Regions from separate parts of the Mus musculus genome. Here region 2 is linked to region 1. The links are chromatin loops, found by intact Hi-C in ENCODE. Cell type or tissue: heart. All regions are shown on one strand. Links, peaks and the distances in the headings refer to the core of each region. The heading gives the core; the rest is flanking DNA.

Region 1 (6,282 bases), core at 971-4,970:
CCTTCCTCCCTCCCTCCCTCTTTCCTTCCCTCCCTCCCTGCCACGTGGCTGCCTGCCAGTATCTGTGGAGGACCTCCAGACCAGTAATTCAAATAGCATGGCTTTTTTTTTCCCCCTCCTCCAGGCATCTAAAGAGACTGGCAGCATGCCTGCCCTGGGGTTTTATTTTAAACTCTAATAAATTATTTTCTTGAGCTTCCATTTGAGTCCACTATTAATTTACTAAGAACCTCTGGAAGGGACCTTGATTTTTCTGGTATCATCTGGTGACTACAAGGCAGCCCCCAGGATTCTTGTAACACACACCATAGCAATTCTAAAATGCTTATGTGTGTATATAAATACACACATACTTGTTGCAGTGACTTCACTTGCAACAACTTAATTATGAAGATCAGTTAAGCAGTCAGATTGCTGTCTTCATGTCTGATGGTGGGGCAGGAGGTCCTCACTGTAGGCTGTCAGTAAGGCAGTCAGATATGGATGTAAAAATCAGACAGAACAGCCAGGCGTGGTGGCACTCAGGAGGCAGAGGCAGGCTGATTTCTGAGTTCGAGGCCAGCCTGGTCTACAAAGTGAGTTCCAGGACAGCCAGGGCTATACAGAGAAACCCTGTCTCGAAAACCAAAAAAAAAAAAAAATCAGACAGGGGGCTGGTGAGATGGCTCAGCAGGTAAGAGCACCCAACTGTTTCCCTCTTCTGGAGTGTCTGAAGACAGCTTCAGTGTACTTACATATAATAAATACATAAATATTTTTAAAAAATAAGCAAAATTTTTAAAAAATCAGACAGAACAAGAGGTGGTTGAAACACAGGCATGATGTGGAGCTCATGTGGATGGAGTAACATGCTGTTCTTTATTCTTGTGATATACATGATATGCGTGTCCTGTAGAAATGAGAAGCCTTTATCACAGGACTTGAAGGTCAGAGGCATTAAGGGGAATCCTGGGAAAGTGGAGAGTTGAAGAGCCAGTGTGTATATTATAGAGGTGAGGTCATGGATCAGCAATAGTCCATACGAGCTAACAGGTAGCTGCTGCTTCCCCCTGCCCACCAGGAGCTCAAGAGTCCTATCTGGTTAGTGTGCTGCCAGGCAACCCTTGAAGCTGGGATGAGGAGCTGTCACTCAGCTGAGCCCAGGTTACACATTACAAAGTCTCCAGGCCAACCTTGGAGGAGGGAAGTGGGTTTTAGTTTTCTTGTATTGTTTCTTTTTAAGAATTACTTTTAGTGATTGTGCATGTAGGGAGGTTTGCGTGTAGAGGTCAGAGGACAACTCTGAGAAGTCAGCTCTTTTCATCTGTCATGTGGATGGAACCCAGGATATCAAGCTTGGTAGCATGCACCTTAACCTACCGAGCCATCTCACCAGCCCCTTGTGTTGTTACTTAAGCCTGGCCAGGGTTTCTCAACCTTGATATCTGCAGCCAGTTCCACCGCACGCTCCCAGGACTCCCTGTATATACCATATCATAACACCTACAATTCTTTCCTTTCCTGCCCACTTACAGTCTCACCACTTGTGGCCCAAGTGGCTTCTCTCTTTCGGTTGATCGGGTATGGCCGCTGCCTGCAGTCTTCTTCAGGGGACATTCCACATTCCTGGATTGTCCCCACAGTATCTTAGGCTATACTCCCATAGTTTGTTCAGCACCTGCAGGGACCTCAGTCCTACCACACATGGCCTGGCCTCTCACCGTTTCCTTTGAAATCTGGGTAAACACTTGGGTGACCCCAGACCTCGTATAGTCTCCTTCCTCCCCTACAGAGTGGGGGCTCCTCTGCATGTGCTTCTTTTGAGCATTGGGCCAGGCATGCAGTAAGTGATCATTAAAAAGAGATATTAACCCTGTTATGTTAATGGAACTAAGTTATCCTGCTCAGGAGAAACAGAAAGCCCTTAACACATGGACCCTTGAGGAACATTTAAGATCATATGTAGTAAAATATGACATTTTCAAACATCAAATGTTAGTAATGGGGGACTGGAGAGATAACTCCGTCAATAAGAAGCCTGACTTCTCTTCCAGACAACCAGTTCCAGGGGGTCTAGTGCCTTCTCCTGGCCTCCAAGAGCACCAAGCATGCACATAGTGCACAGGCATACATGTAGGCAAAAGAGTCATATACACAAAAGTCAATCTTTAAAGATGTTACATTGTGAGATGGCAGAAAAACAGAGAGGGGGAGATAAAGATAGAACTTCAGAGGACATCGTTGAAGCAAAAATAAAACCTCTACAGAGACTCATGCTGCCTCCTACTGACTGCTGGAGTAAAACAAAATCATGACACCAGAATGGTCACTTAGATAGTGTTAATTAGCATCTGTTCTTCCCACTGTCCTCCAGATGCCATGTGGAAAGTTGCCATGTAAACTTCAATTTGGTGTCTGTGTTTTTAATTTTTATGTTTATGTGTGTTCAGTAATGCAGAACAGCCATACTTGTATGTGTCATAAACTAAACAGTAAGCAAGCAAACATACCCACTTTCTGTAAATGTAGTGGTTCTCAAATGTGAGGGCATTCTGGCTGACTGAGTAACAGAGAAACCCCATCCCTCGGCCTCCTGCAGAGCCAAGAAGTCTAATTTTATGCTAAAGACTTAAGATGTCTATAGCAGGAGAGCCATCAACACCGCTGTGAACCTGCTCTTATAGAAACTTTATTCCTTCCGGTTTCCTTTGTCTTTAATAACCTCACTAGCACTAAAATCCACAAATCTCTCCATCAAAGAATGTACAGTTAAATGCAAAGAAGGACGCCAAAATGTCTGTCCCACATGTCTTTTCCTTTTCTGTGGTGTTCTGTGCTCTGAGCCAGAGTTGCCTTCATACATAGACAAGACTATTTGCTGCCCTCTAGTGGCCACTCTGCTCAGCCACTAAATGGCTGCAATTTCGTCCAAGGTACCTTCCTGTAGAATTCAACTTTTCTCCAGTAGCTTCCCATGAAAAAACGCATCTCCAAAAAACCACAAAGTATGAGGAATGGCAGTGATTAAAAAAAAAAAAAAAAAAAAAAAAAAAACCAAACCAACCAGAAATGAAAGGGTTGAGGGTTCACCTGCAGACAAAAATCTCTGACTCATAATAAAGCACTGCAGTTGGGAACCAAGTTAAGTCTCTTTCCTTAGATAATGTTAAGTGCCGTGAGAAGCCTGGAGAGGGGGGAAATACTCTAAAGGAAAGGAAGGTGTGTGTTGACCACGTCACTGGTGTCTTACACAAGTCAATGCTCTTTATCTTCGCCATGTTCTCATTGTCCACCCTTGCTTATGCTAATTTTATAAAGAAACTAAACTTTAACAAACTCGGTTAAGACGTAGTAAGAACTGCACGACACTGAATGCGTGAACTGGCTGGAGGAATGAAGCCCAGGGGAGGTATGTCAAGGAGACTGCCCACATGTGCCCTTTGCATTAGGATTTTATTGCTGTAAACAGACACCATACCCACTGGCAACTCATATAAAGGAAAAACCGGCTTACAGTTCAGAGGTTTAGTCCATTGTCATCATGGTGGGAAGCATGGTGGCAGTAGGCAGATAGGCTGCGGGAGAGGTAGCAGAGAGTCCTACATCTGGATCTTCAGGCAGCAGGAAGAGTGAGCCACTAGGCTTGTCTTGAACTTCTGAAACCTCAAAGCCCACCCTCCCAGTGACACACTTCCTCCACTAAGGCCACACCTACTCCAATAAGTCCACTCTCTACGAGTCTATGGGTGCCATTTTTATTCAGACTGCCACACCTTCCATTGACACATACACACCATCTCTACAGAACTCCATATGCTGCATCAAGTGTTCTGGATTTTTTTTTCATTAATATTGCACTCTCATTTTGCTTCTCTGAAGCTCTTATTTGACTCTGGGGTGATCCTACAGATGACTCCCACCCCCACCCCCACCCAGGGTATCAGGGGTTAATTACTATTAATTTTTGCAAACCCCACAAATTAACTCACATCATCTTACCCAGATGTTTGATGGAGCCTTTCATCCTAATGATGGGAAGAAAGATCGGGTCTCCTGTCTGTGTAGTAATAAAATGCTCTGTGATTTGGTTTGTAATTTATGCAGAACAAAGCTGTGGTCAAAATGTCAAATTCTCCAGCTGGAGAGATGGCTCAGTGGATGTGGAGGCTTGGATGAGAATGGGCCCCACAGGCTCCTATGTTTGAATGCTTGGACCCCAGTTGGTAGTGTGGGAAGGATAAAGACACATGGCCTTATTGGAGGAGGTGTGTCGCTATGGGATTTGAGGTTTTAAAAGTCTATGTCATTCCCAGTTAGCCATCTCTAACCCCCAAACCGGATCCCCTGCCCACAGCCTGGAGCTCGTGGATCAGATGTAAGCTCTCAGCCACTGCTCCAGTCATGCTTGTTTGCTGGCTGCCATGTTCCCCACCTTGATGGTTATGGACTCTACCATCCTATGGAATCAGCAGTCTCAAAGTAAATGCTTCTTTTTAAATAATAATAATAATTTGCCTTGGTTGTGGTGTTATGTTGTGACAATAAAGAAGTAACTAAGAGCTGGGTGGTGGTGGCACACGCCTTTAATCCCAGCACTTGGGAGGCAGAGGCAGGCGGATTTCTGAGTTCAAGGCCAGCCTGGTCTACAAAGTGAGTTCCAGGACAGCCAGGGCTACACAGAGAAACCCTGTCTCGAAAAGCCAAAAAAAAAAAAAGAAGTAACTAAGATGTTAGATAAAAGGCTCCCTGAGCAGGTGTGAAGACCTGAGTTCTGTCCCCAGAATCCAGGAAAGTTGGGGGAGGTAGTGATCCTGTGTAATCCCACCATGCCCAAGGTGAGATGAAAAGTGGAGACAGGACAGTTCCCAGGAGCTCTTGTGCCAGCTAGACTGACACAAGCAAGCAGCAAACCAGAGACCTTGTACCAAACAACATGGAAAGCAAATGACTGACCAACCCCTGAGATTCTCATCTGACATCCACATTCAATGGCACACACGTCTACACACACACACACACACACACACACAAATATTGCCATATTCTCAGCCTTCAATCTGTTACAAATAGGAGACTAACAAGTGGGTTATAAGAAAATGAGTGTATATAAATGCCACCAAGTCCCATCTTCCAGATATAGAAAACCTACTCACATGCTAACCAAGACAACAAAGAAGAGGATTTCACTGCTTATGGTTCATAAGTTGTGACAATAAAAAATGAGACCCCCCCAAATTAAGTGAATTCTAAAGGTGACAGATATAAACCTGTCTCTCCTTTTTGTTGTTTTTTAAAATTGAGAATGGTCCTGGTACCTGACTTCCAGAAGAAAGGTTTTAGAGAAATGTTGTTCAGTAGGATAAAGGTGACATTTCTGCCTAAATGATTCCAAGCTGTGCTACTAACATACATATATACATATTCACACACACACACACACACACACACACACACACACACACACACACACACACCACTCTTTCCTTCTATTTTTGCATCTCCTTTTGCCCACTAGTTCATTTCCGGAATTCACACTTCTCCACTTGTCATTATTCCCCAAACAATCCAATAGCTACTGATATCTCATGTATTATAAACAATTTAGGGCTGCTTTAAAATGTAGGAAAGGAGGCACAGGTGTTATATACAAATATTCTGTTGGGAATTGGTTCCAATGCTTTGTCTTGATTTGGCCCCCAAATCAGAAATCTGCATGTCCAGATGTTGAAGGTCGTTGTCCCTAATTGGTTTTGGATTGCTCAATAAAGAGCCAATGGTCAATGGCTGGGCAGAGAGATAGAGGTGGGACTTCTAGGCACCTGGAAGAAGAAACACGGGGAGGAAGAAGCAGCATCTACACCAGAAAATAAAAGGAGTAGGACAGTAGGACAGACCAAGACAGAAGGACAGGGGGAGGAGGGAGGAAACTCCTGAGCAGTGTCAGCTGCAGTGCCTGTCATAGATCTATTCATCCTACGCCACTCACCCACTACACGAAATTGTTGAGACGTTGTTCCATTAATTAACTGGCAAACAACTTGTTCAACCAACCTTCCTTACAAACTCTTGCCCATTTTTGCAGTACTGCTTTTCTATGTGTCTTCTAATTATCTCAAATATTGTTTGGCATGTGTGCAGTTTGGGAAATTTCAAAGGTATGGCCTTGAGGGAGGAAGTGTGTCACTGGACATGGCCCTGAGAACCCTGCTGTGACGGTTCAAGACTTGAACCTTCAGCTTCCTGCTCTGACCAGCATGTCTGCTGTTTGCTAGCAGGAGCCCTGCCTCCCTGCTAAAACAGACT
Region 2 (6,282 bases), core at 735-4,734, 160 kb before region 1:
TGCTTGGGCTCATAGCACTTGGACCACATAGAGGAATTCAGAAGGTACCTGTGGACAGAAGAGGAACTTCAGACACGTGGCCACAGTTTAAGAGGATATCTCATAACTTGCCTTTATTGTTTAGAGATTTTCATTCAGAAACATGGAAATGAATTAACACAATGTTATGTGCTAGCTACACCGTTCCAACAAATGGAAGGGTTTAGCCCAAAGATTATCCCAATGATAAACATAAAATTAAAACACAAATTTTGACACCAATCTAGGATTCTGTGGTTAAAAAATTCACACATGAGAGATTTTTATATTCTTTAAAAGACATATGACTTCTTGTGAGAAAGAAAAGCAAACATATATTAGCATCATGATTAACACCATGTCTTGTATCATATGGCTGTGAACTAAAAGTAAAAATGGAAAAATGGAAACAATTCAGGCTGGGGTAGTAAACTTACAAAGCATATTTCTGTTCTGTTACCCAGGTTTATCATTGCTTAATCTTTGTCTATGAGCAAGCTATTGAGTAAATTTTTTATTTGGAAAATATATTTTACAGTATACTTTAAACTTTGGGATCTTAATTATCACTTTATTAAGATATTAAGCACTTTCCTCTTTTGAAAAGTATCCAAATTCTGCCAAGTTAAAACTCAAGAGGCTTTCATTTTCAAATGAAATTTGTTGATATAAATTGTTTTTAAATTTTTAAGCAAAAAGTTAATTCCCAATAGAAAGTAGAAGGATTTGAGTTCAGCCTCTTTACTTTCATGATATCATGCTCTGTAGCAATGAAGAGCACCTTTTATTCAGTTATTAGACCAAGATGGCTGATCTGCTGCTGTGTGAGTGCAACATTGAGCTAGAGCTGCACCGTAAGGAGCATTCTGTTCTGAAAGAACATGGACTCCAGCAGAAGAACACGGATTGAGAACATCAATGCCAAGTATGGGGATCAGGGAAACAAAGTGAAAGGCTACCATCAAAAAAAAACCTTCCCAAGAGAAGACCTGTTTATACCCACTCTGCAAGGCTCAGTTCCATGCAGGCAGGGGCAGGGCCTATTCTTCTTACACCCAGCTACCAGCACAGTATCTGGGACATTGTGTATGTTTAAAAATCACAGAATGATAAATAACACCCTGAACTCTCCTTGTTAAAAAATCACCAGACCATATTAAGGTCATATGTGACTTTATATATACACAACGTGAGAAATTTCTTCTCGCACATGTGTGTGTGTGTGTGTGTGTGTGTGTGTATGTGTGTATGTAGATACATACATACATACATACATACAAACATAGGCATGCCTTGGATCTCTTTCCTAGCATGTCAGCCACTGCTACTCCAGAGTAGAATTTGGATTCCCCGTAAAGTAGGATTCAATCATGTGGGAACATCCAGGAGTGACTTAACCCAACAACAAGACCTGGTACAATTTCTTATCACTTCTTCCTGCCCCAGCTTGAAACCAAACATCTAACATTGGAACAGTACACTGAGCCAATAAGAGAGTCAACTTGTTGGTTTAAGACAAAACTTACCACCACCACTCCACCCCTAAAAAAATCAAAACAGAACAAGAATATGGCATTCTGTCCCCGTGTTTCTGCTTGTCAGTAAAACAAAGGCTGTTATTCAGGTCACACAGAGTCAAAATTTTCTTTAGCTCTATTTAGCTACTGAAAATTTAATCGGTGGCTTGGAACTGTTAGTTATTCTATGTATTGAGATCCCTAAACAGATTCAAATAAAGAATGATCTAGAAGAAAAAAGACCTTTTTTTGAGAAGCATAAATGAGTAGTGAGACAGATGTACAAACAGCTCTTAAAATCTGTTTAGTAATAGACATAACCCTGTATGCACCTGAGATCATTTTCTATGAGCACATTATGTTCTGAGCAAAGTTGATGACAGTTGGAGGCATTAAGACTCCAACTCCAATAAGTACTGGGTTTTCTTCAGAGGCTACCATTCTTTCATGTTCATCCTAAACTAATTCTGACAGTGATCACAATATGTCAGCCATCACATGAGCATTTCACACGGATCGCCTCATTAATGCTCATGACAACTGCCATTCTCTAGATGAAGTCACTGAGAGACGGGAAAATTAGTTCACACCTTCCTGTTCTTAGAGAGTGAGTAAGGAGCTCAACCCGGGGATATCTGGCACTTCATTCTGAACTCTGTTGGAACCTACACTCACATATGCATACACGCATGCACGCACACGCGAACACACACAATATCTTTTCTTTTAAAGAAGGCAAGTCAGGAAAGAACAATCGATACTCATCCATCACCAGCTTTTCTGATTCTGTTCTTCTGTCATAACTGACTAAAAACAGAAAATCCCAGCATAAGACAATGGGCCTCTCTTAACGACACTGAAGCTGGAGTAGTGGGGAAGACCTTTGCTCTGTCTCTTGGTAACTTGAATCAAGGGTGTGTGTGTTATACATGCTTCACAATATGCAGGCATAGGGTGGAAGAATTGTTTGTCCTAGGTTTTGAATACATAAAAATACTATAATACTGTCCTATGACCTAGTAAAATGTGCTACATTTGACCTGAGTGTCATTGGGGGTTTGCAGCACATACTAGCTGAGCACAAACGCTATGAGGCAGACAACCTGGATTCAGAGATTCACTAGTACTTTCTAGCAATGAGACCTTGGACAAATCACTTCATCCTTCCCTGCCTCCTTTTCTCATTTGTAAAAGAAAAGGAATTATGGGAGCATCTCCATACGGTCGTGGTAAGAACAAAATCAGTGAATATATGCAATAGTATATTCACTGATTAGAATTTCCCCAGGTTCATGACTGCCCATCTAGCCTTACATACTGCATGATTTGGAGTAAGGAAATATTGGATGGGTGGATAGATAGATAACTTAGTTTTAAGCATTGTGGTTAAGAATGTGTTACTAGTTAAAGAACAGTTACATACTGTCCCTCAGTGCTGGCAAAGGTGTAGTTCCATACTCCATGGGCATCGCTGCACTTTGGTCCTTCTGCCAAACCCAGTGATGCCACAATGACACAGTAAGCAGATCCCACGATTCCAATCAGAGCAGCCAGTACAGAAGAAAGCATCTATGGAAAGGAAAAAGCAAGAAGTGAGCCTCCATCCTGTGTCAGGAACGAAGCACATCCACCAGGGCGCAGCACCAGGAGGCTTACCGAGCATCGCTTGCCGTAGTTTTCGTAGCCGCAGCAACCACAGCAGTCCTCTTCATCCATCCCAATGAACACAAACGCTGGCAGGAGCATCTGCTCAGAAGGCAAACAGAATCAAGCCATGGCCTTTCCTGATTCCCTATGGGTGGGTTCAGGCGTTTCTGTAAGATATATCTATGTCTTCTGATTAGGTCAACCAGATATCATGAATGATGTAAAGGCCTAAGAAGAGTCGCAAGTATTACATTTGCTTGCTTCCATGTACAGTGAGTGAGCACACAGAGTGTGAAATAATAACCTGTAAATGTGAACTGTCAGCACTGTTAAATGTAAAATCTGTCCTCATCAAACATAGAAGATCAAATCTTGAGTAGAACGGCTGAAACATTTTGAGTACGTAGAAAACGTAAACATTTTTCATAAAAAAAAAAAGATGATCTGTTTCTTTGAAGATACAAAGGCTCCAGTTCAACTCAGCAATGATGCTCTTCATGTAAGAATGAGCTACTTGAAATTTAAGCCCCAAAGCAGCAAAGCAGAGTAGATGCTAACTATATGTTAAACAGTGAGTATGCTCACTTGTATTATTTGCACTGATTGTGGGAACATGAACGATAGTGATGCTTAAGTTCAAAGCACATGCCAGGCAGTGGTGGCACACGCCTTTAATCCCAGCTCTTGGGAAGCAGACAGGTGAATTTCTGAGTTCAAGGCCAGCCTGGTCTACAGAGTGAGTTCCAGGACAGCCAAGGCCATACAGAGAAACCCTGTCTCGAAAAACAAAAAACAAAACCCAAAAGTTCAAAGCACATTTGCCACGCCAATGCCACGAGGAGTCCATTAGGTTTCAACGTCTTAATTTTAGTTGACAAAGGAGATAGTGTTCTCTGCAATAGTAACGATTCCATAAAATTTCTCTCTGCAGTTCTTAAGTCTAGCATTTTAAGTGGACAAAGTCAAATGTGTCTACATTCCATCTGTGTCGAGATGGAAACTAATACTTCACCTCCCATTGTGCCAAGGAAATTCCTCCCAACTTCAACAACAAACAACCTGTAAGGGGGAGGGAGAGTAAGCCAGCACATTCCATCCTTAGACTGAGATGCTAACCTGCTTCTAACTCCAACCTCAGGAGACCACTTACAGTTATTAGAAAATACCAGTTCACTCCCTAAATGTTTTCCCATGTCATAGATGCCTGAAAGTAAGCAGCAGAGAGTAATTTAGACCCCAAACTTTTGTCTCGGAGCCAGCCAACTCTCTCCAGCTCCAAATGAGGACTGACCATTGCTCCCGCACTCAGAAACTCGATAGTCTCTCAAGTCTCCTTGGACAGTGATCATTTTTCAAGCTGTAAAGTAAAAGCTTCTGAGAAAAGAGACTTCTCTCTAAGGCAAAAGATTTTACTAAAGCAACATCTAATAAGGTCAGCAAAAGTTTAACACAACCTTAGAATATTCTGCTTTCAAAGAGAGAGCGCAGCAACAACGACAAAATCCAGTTTTTACAGATGGGCATTATAGAAAACTTCGCATGAGAAGAATACTCTCTGCCATTCGAGAGGAGAGGAAGTTTTAGTGATAATAGTTCTGAGTGACTCACCAGCAGGCCTCCGCCTACAATGCCGGCAAAATACCACACGAAACGGCTGAGGTGGTCCTCCGTAGCATACTTTGTCTCCCCATTAGGAAAGTAGAGCAAAGCATTAGCTACGATGCAGAAGACAGCAGCCCACACCAGAGAGTATCCGATGTATCTTGCACACTTTACGTAGCACATAGTGGCACCAGGAGTCCTGCAGGCTTTCCTCTGTTCCCTTTCTTCAGCTCAGCGGTTCCACAGATCAGATGTTAGCGTGCCCCTTTGTGGAGAAAGCCGATGCTCACAGCCCATTCCTGCTAACACTTAAATAGTGCCAGTGCTTAGTGCCAGTAAACGAGGTTCTAAGCTTTCATTGGTCCAGACTTCAGACTCCGGTTGGGGTGGAGGGAAGTAATGGAGTGCCCCGCCCTTCAAATGAAATCCTTGGGACAACGAAACCAGTAGTAGGATGTGAGAAACATCCTCAGTCACCTGCAAGAGAGAAAATGACTAATCCACTATACCGCTTGCTCACAGGATAAAGACGAAGGGGAAGTCTGGCACAGTCTTCCAGTAACTGCTTAGAGACGGATGCTTTGGGCCTTGGAAAGAGCTGTGATCTCTCTCTTGCAGCCTTTTGGACCGTTTCCAGTCTGAGGCTGTGTTCACTTCTACATTGACACGAATTTAATTTGCGACCTGGGGCAAGTTTCCTAAGCTCTGAGCTCATTTCCGTGTCTGATCGAGGCAACGTGTCCAAGCTGTCACCCACAGATTTAAGGAGGCTGCTGGGAAAATTACAGAGTGGCTTCTTTTCCTCTGCCTGCGGCTAGCTAGGCAGGACAGATCCCATAGCTGGGTTCCCTGGGTCAGCGCGGCTGAGGGCATCTGCCTCAGAGAGAGATGGTATCCAACAACACAACAGCTCAAACATTCCTGACTAATGCCGTGTAGCAAAGCAGTGCCAGAAAAGGTGAAGGAGGCCCACGGCACGGCTTAGGGTGGAAGATGGAAGAAGAGGGGACTCATTTGCCCTTCCTTGGTAGGTCAGATAAGGAAGCTGAGAAAAACTGAAGAATCTAGAGACTCCAGCTTAGATCAGTGGTATCTCAAAGCTATAGAAAAGGATACAATCTAGCCACTAAACAGCACGGAGACTAACAATAAGTGAAGAGGTCACATTCCCAACTGGACTGAAGAAATAAATAAATGTAAATGCCGGAAAACCGGAACCATCTGGGTGTGTGCAGAGTTAGACCCCATAAAAGCCTCACTCTGTCTCCAGCACACTTCTAACAACAGGGTGTATGGTCTCTGTTCTGGTTTGTGAGTCCTGTCTAGATAGCATCCCATCGCTGATAAGGCTGAAAGAGCAATATAGGCAAATGACTGAATTCTCTTAAAACATAGCAAAGCACTTAGAAACTGATTTTCCTAAAAGGCATCCACTCCTTGCTTTGCCTACAAGGTTAGTGGAAGCAGACTGGAGTCTGCCATCTTTACCTTTGTCTGG

Evidence for each region. Hi-C counts contacts between places; a loop is a spot of excess contacts. Peaks named below come from ENCODE experiments on the same cell type or tissue, not always from the same donor. Only the 100,000 strongest peaks of a DNase experiment are listed, where the experiment ranks them.
Region 2: it touches region 1 in a loop (8-fold over the local background); 1 of 42 quality-filtered maps calls a loop at or near these places.

The regions. Positions count from the first base shown.
Region 1 is chr3:57,445,824-57,452,105 of GRCm38, forward strand. No RefSeq gene overlaps it. Among named protein-coding and RNA genes, the nearest start is that of Tm4sf4, 24 kb to the left of the region's middle. In heart, for the core only: CTCF peaks have their summits at 2,260 (motif pointing left), 2,876 (motif pointing left) and 3,084; no DNase peak of the experiment used is centred there.
Region 2 is chr3:57,289,822-57,296,103 of GRCm38, forward strand. Tm4sf1 (transmembrane 4 superfamily member 1) reads right to left here. Exons shown (of 7, transcript NM_008536.4): 3 at 4,791-5,261; 4 at 3,192-3,281; 5 at 2,959-3,104; 6 at 1-48. The coding sequence starts at 4,967. Among named protein-coding and RNA genes, the nearest start is that of Tm4sf1, 9.0 kb to the right of the region's middle. In heart, for the core only: a CTCF peak has its summit at 3,153; no DNase peak of the experiment used is centred there; H3K4me3 peaks cover 416 bases; H3K27ac peaks cover 745 bases.